Regions from separate parts of the Homo sapiens genome. Here region 1 is linked to region 2. A link is an interaction called in ENCODE POLR2A ChIA-PET data of the cell type or tissue named here. Cell type or tissue: Panc1. All regions are shown on one strand. Each heading gives the region's core, and the rest is flanking DNA. Links, peaks and the distances in the headings are about the cores only.

Evidence for each region. Peaks named below come from ENCODE experiments on the same cell type or tissue, not always from the same donor. Only the 100,000 strongest peaks of a DNase experiment are listed, where the experiment ranks them.
Region 1: POLR2A ChIA-PET joins it to region 2 with 5 read pairs; 3 of 35 experiments call an interaction of 5 or more read pairs at or near these places.

The regions. Positions count from the first base shown.
Region 1 is chr17:61,227,368-61,230,282 of GRCh38, forward strand. The region is part of intron 22 of BCAS3 (BCAS3 microtubule associated cell migration factor); the gene reads left to right. Among named protein-coding and RNA genes, the nearest start is that of BCAS3-AS1, 93 kb to the left of the region's middle. In Panc1, for the core only: no CTCF peak of the experiment used is centred there; no DNase peak of the experiment used is centred there; H3K27ac peaks cover 2,201 bases.
Region 2 is chr17:61,323,336-61,326,250 of GRCh38, forward strand. The region is part of intron 22 of BCAS3 (BCAS3 microtubule associated cell migration factor); the gene reads left to right. Among named protein-coding and RNA genes, the nearest start is that of TBX2-AS1, 75 kb to the right of the region's middle. In Panc1, for the core only: no CTCF peak of the experiment used is centred there; a DNase peak (open chromatin) is centred at 1,297; H3K27ac peaks cover 2,358 bases.

The DNA of each region.
Region 1 (2,915 bases), core at 196-2,695, 96 kb before region 2:
CTCTGTGGGTGGATGTTAATCACTAATGCTGTTATAACCTAAACATGTCCCTAAGACCAGAAATTATAATTAAGAACAGAGGAACTCTAGGGACTGTAAGAAGTTTGAAACAGAAAAGGGCTTTCTTTAGCTTTTGGGAGGAATTTGTGTTTGCCCATGAATGAAGTGAAATGACCAGGTAGACAGTAGAACCAGGCCTGTGTGCTGGGGAGACCTTCTGTGCCCTAAGGCCACATGGCCGAGAGACAGGTGGGAAGCCAAGGAAGAATAAATTGGGCATAGGTCCTGTTAATTTACACCAGCCCATCAGGTTGGAGCACACTCGGGAAAGTTCTTGCTACTCCGAAGGTGATTTTTAGAATCAGAAACCTGTACTTGAGAAACATAACTTTTTGTGTTATTTATATTTTCTGTAATGATTTTCTGTTGCTCTCTGCTTGATTTTATGTAAAATTTGTACTAAGGTTAAACATTGAAAGAGAATTTTGCAAATATCTGAGCCTCTCTAAAGGGAAGAATAGGTGATGCAGTGGGGTTGGCAGCACTTTTCCTATTACTTGGGAGTGAACCCTCAGGGAAATAAAGTGCAAAGGCTTAGCCACAGGTGTAGCCATAGAATCCCTTTCCACCTGGAGACTGTCCTTTCCAATTTCCAGCACAGGTTTTGCATCTGGTTTTCCTAAGAAGGCCCCTTCCTTTACACACATTCCTGCATACTCCTGCTTCACCCTCAAGGCCCAGTAGAAACCAGCAGTAGGACCTTCCTCAATTTTCAGCAAGTAGGACTCCTTATTTGAAGGACAAGTACCTGGCTCTTAATTGAAGTCTTGAACAGTTTCAAAGATGGGAAAATTCTTTATTATTTTGCTTTGAGATTCTCCTAAGCCCCAGCTGAGAAATTATGAAGGCGACTATAGACACATCAAAATCTATTACCAGAAAAGTTGCCTTACCAGGAAACCGTAATTTATAGTGTATTTTTTTAAGGTGGGAAGGACACATGGGTATGGTGTATTTTAAAAGGATTTAAAAGCACTAAAGTATAGGCACACCTCATTTTACTGCATTTTGCTTGATTGTGCTTCACAGATGATATTGCATTTTTTACAAATTGAAGATTTGTGGCAACTGTGTTAAGTGTGTAGACATCATTTTTCTAACAGCATGTGCTCACTTCGTGTCTCTGTGTCATACTATGGTAATTGTCACCAGCTTTCAAACTTTTGCATTATTATTTTATCTGTGGTCAGTGATCTTTGACGTTACTATTGTAATCGTTTGGGGGCACCCTCAAGCTATGCCCATGTAAAACAGCAAACTTAATAAATGTTTTGCGTTCTGACTGCTCCACTGACCAGTTGTTCCTCCATCTCTCTGCCTTTCCGCAGGTCTCCTGATTCCATGAGCCACAATAATATTGAAATTGGGCCAATTAATACCCCTACAATGGCCTCTAAGTGTTCAAGTGTAAAAAAGAGGTTCGCCTCTCACTTTAAATCAAAAGCTAGAAATGATTAAGCTTAGTGAGAAAAGCATGTCAAAAGCCACGACAGGCTGAAAGCTAGTCCTCTTGCAGCAGTTAGCCGAGTTGTTAATGTAAAGGAAAAGTTCTTGAAGGGAATTAAAAGTGCCACTCCAGTGAGCACAGAAGAAAGTAAAACAGCCTTGCTTCTGAGATGGAGAAAGTTTTAGTTGTCTGGATGGCAGATAAAACCAACCACAACATTTCTCAAACTGTTGGCCTCAAGCAATCCTCTTGCCTCGGCCTCCCAAAGTGCTGGGATTACTGATGTGAGCCACCGCACCTGGCCACCACCACATTCCTTTAAGCCAAAGCCTAATCCAGAGCAAGGCCCTACCTCTTTCAATTCTATGAAGCTGAGAGAGGTGAGGAAGCTACAGAAGAAAAGTTTGAAGCTAACAGAGGTTGGTTCGTGAGGTTAAGGAAAGAAGCTATTTGCATAATATAAAAGGGCAAGATGAAGCAGCAAGTGCTGATGGAGAAGCTCCAGCCAGTTATCTAGAAGATCTAGCCAAGATCATTGATGAAGGTGGCTATGCTAAACAACAGATATCGATGTAGACAGAACAGCCTTCTATTGGAAGAAGATGCCATCTAGGACTTTCATAGCTAGAGAGGAGGAGTCAGTGCCTGGCTTCAAAGCTTCAATTGAAGGACAGGCTGATACACAATGGCAATTAAATGTCAACATTCATTTTGAAGGGGATGCTCAAACTATAGCACAGACCAATTTTCTTTGTCTAAATACAATAGTTTTCCTTCCAGGCAGCCTCAGTCCACGTTCATGAGCCACATTCTTGTGCTTCTCCATTTACATAGCTCTAATAGTAGAGGAGAGATGCTTTATGCATCCCTCTTACCCCGTCTCTAGATATGGAGCCACAACCTTGCCTGCTACCAGCTGAAAATTCTCCTGAAGCTAGGCTTTTATCTTCGAATTATAAGATAGTGTTGGCTGGGCGCGATGGCTTACGCCTGTAATCCCAGCACTTTGGGAGGCCAAGGCGGGCGGTTCACCTGAGGTCAGGAGTTCAAGACCAGCCTGGCCAATATAGCAAAATCTGGTCTCTACCGAAAATACAAAAATTAGCCGGGCGTGGTAGCACGTGCCTATAGTCCCAGCTACTCAGGAGGCTGAGCCAGGAGAATTGGTTGAACCCAGGAGGCCGAGGTTGCAGTGAGCTGAGATCATGCCACTGCACTCCAGCCTGGGTGACAGAGCGAGACTCTGTCTCAAAAAAAAGTGTGTGTATACACACACACACACACACACACACACACACACATAGTGTTGATATGTGCATATATGTATACTTTGTTTTAATATGTAAGCTATTTGTCTGCCAAATTACTTTTTTCATAAAATTTTAAGCAAAACAGCTCTCCGTGGTCC
Region 2 (2,915 bases), core at 232-2,731:
TCAGCTACAACATGGAAATAAGTAGTGCAGTGAGCAGTTAGCATAAGGGAGTTCCAGCCCCGGGTTCTAGTCTCAGCTTTGACCCTCCCTGGTAAGCTGTATAATCACAGGAGTGGCCCTGAACGGACTTAGGATTTGGTTTTCTACTCTGTGAACTGAAGCTAATTTCTCCTACCTGGGAGGATTGATATGGAAGAGAAAAGTTGTTGATAATGTAAAAATGCTTTGAGAAATATCTTAGCTGTTCTCAAAATTATAAACTCGGGAGTGTGGAGGGGGTTGGTGAATTTGGGGAGAAATTGGTGACCAAGGGTCTCCAGTTCCTTCCTCCATATGGCATCTCTGTCAAAAGTTGAGCCTCTGTTTCCTTAATAGGCCACTTCCCTCCAAGGATTCAGGGACCATTCATCACCGTGGTGCCTAGTCCCCAGGAGGTCAGTGGCCTGCTGCGGTGCTCAGCTGCTGGTAAGTGATCCAGCAGAAGCAGGCAGCCCTGGCTTATCCATGGCCCCCTGGCCCCTGTGTGGGTTCCTTGGCTCCGTGTTTCTCGTCTTTCCCAGACGCTTCTTCCCTTCTTGTTTGCACATTCTTCCTGGAGGAAAATGATAGCTCATTGTCAAAGGTTGGGCGGGAGACGAGGTAAGAACTGTTAGTGTCTGTGAGATGTTTGGGGATTTCCAGCTGGAATCCTCACACTTCTTTGGCTGGAGCCGCCTTCCTCTGTGTTCTCAGTGTGCTCTTGTAACCCTCTGCTAGATCACTTAGCACATGGGACATACTGGGACTCTTCCCATCAGGCTGCAAACTCCTCCAGAGGCAGGGACCCCATCCTTCTGATTCTCTGTATCCCCAGTGCCAGACATATGCTAAGCACTCGAGAAATGTTTCAATCAGTGAGTGAATTAGAGGCGGGAGAGACCCTACCTCCTTTATCATACACATTGATGAAACTGAAGCCTAGAGCTAATATGTGAGGTGATCACACAGAGGATACTAGAACTAGGATTAGACTAAGGCAGAGATTCACCCATTTGACCCCTGCAAGGCTGATCACTGTCAGGGCAGGGCAGGGAGAGGCTGCCCCGAGTATGTGTGGTAGTATTAATATATGTACATGTAATATTTGTGTGCGTTTAATCCCAGTTCTAGTATATCCTGACTATGGTATATCTATATATATCCTGACCCCGGGTTGGCTGTGTGTTAAAAAATCAAACTGAAATCGCCTCCAAAAGGAAGGCAGCACTGAATGACAGTAAAGTAAGGGCTGGGCCTGGGGTCAGCAGCCTGGCGTCCAGCCCTGCCAGCCACTAGCTGTTTGACCTTGGCTGAGTCATTTCCTCTCCCTCATCTCATTTGCCTTGTTTATAAAATGGTATCCAGCCAGGCACGGTAGCTCACTTCTATAATCTCAGAAGGCGGGAGGATCAGTTGAGCTCAGGAGTTCAAGACCAGCCTGGGCAACCTAGTGAGACCTCATCTCTATGAAAAAAAAAAAAAAAGAAGAAACAAAAAAGAAGATGTAGACTGTGTGATCTCTGAAATTTCTCCATGTTCAAAAGTCTAACCTTCGAAGACTTCTAAGAGTTTTAGAAGAAAAGTTTGAGCTGCTAGAGGAGAAAGAGGAAACAGTTTAAAAATTAAGTTAGAGAGTTCTTGCAAAGGAGATGTTTTTGTTAGAGACACTGAAAATTCTTCTCTTAAAACCATTTCCACTAGAGGCCATCCCACCATGCACAGTTAGCCTGGGCTTTAAAACCCCGCTCCCTCCACTGCCAAATGAGTTGCTGATGGGAATTTTTTGAATGTTTGACTCTGTGTCTCTGTGGACCACAACAGGACCACAGGCTGTTACACAGTTAGCATTTAACTTACATTATGAAGTGACAGAATCGCACTTGTGTGGCTGATAGAGACCATTGCAAGTAACTAACAACCGTACAAATAGCGCCCTGACCTTTTCATATCTGTGGGGCCTGATTCTCAACCTCCATCCTGTCCTGCACATACTCGGCGTGGCCTCTCCCCACCCTGCCCTGAACAGTTATTAGGGCTCACAGGGCTTGCAGGGTGACCCTCTGCTCCAGGGATATGGGCACTGCCTGGAGGGTGGTGAGCCTTTCCTGGGAAGACCTGCACTGGCTCTCCCTGAGGGCTTTCCATACCAATTCATTCTTGGTCAGTGGCAGGCACATTTCACACTGAATTCCACCCCATGGGGCTGTGTCTAATTGGACAAATTTGAACAGCAGGCAGCACAGCCACTGCCGCAGGGAGCATTGATATATGGCCCAAGCAAGGGACTAAAATCTTAAAGTGACAGGGCCCCGTTTTCAAAGAATAACTGGCTGGCTTCCAGGAGTAACAGGCCTGATGATGACCAGCAGGAGAGAGATGGGCCAACTCCACAAAGCAGGGGCTTTTTTAGGGAGGTGTTTTTGAAATGAGTGTCTCCATTTTTCCTGGTCTTGGTGGCAAGATAAACAGGATAGGGTGGTCCCTGGGGACAGTCATCTGGGACCCAGTCATGCTGAATGTTTCTCTCACTAGAGACTCACTGTATCTGTATCCAGATTAAATCTGGCTAATATATACTGCAGGGAAGCCTCGGCAGAGAACAGAGTGAAAAATCGTGTTGTCATACATTACTAAGCACCCACCATTCATTTGTTTGGCATCCATCAAATCTCTATAAATGCTAACTGTGTGTGCTATTAAATGCGCACTGCCCGGACACAGTGGAGCTTGTGAAGTTTGTGGTCTAGGAGGGGAAAAGACATTAATCAGATAATCTCACAAATTAACATAATTACAAATTGTGTGAAGTATAATGAAGGAAAAATTCCATGTGGTATGAGAGCATCTGAAAAGGGTATGCAGGGAGAGTTTCCCTAAGGAGGTCCCATTTAAGCTTG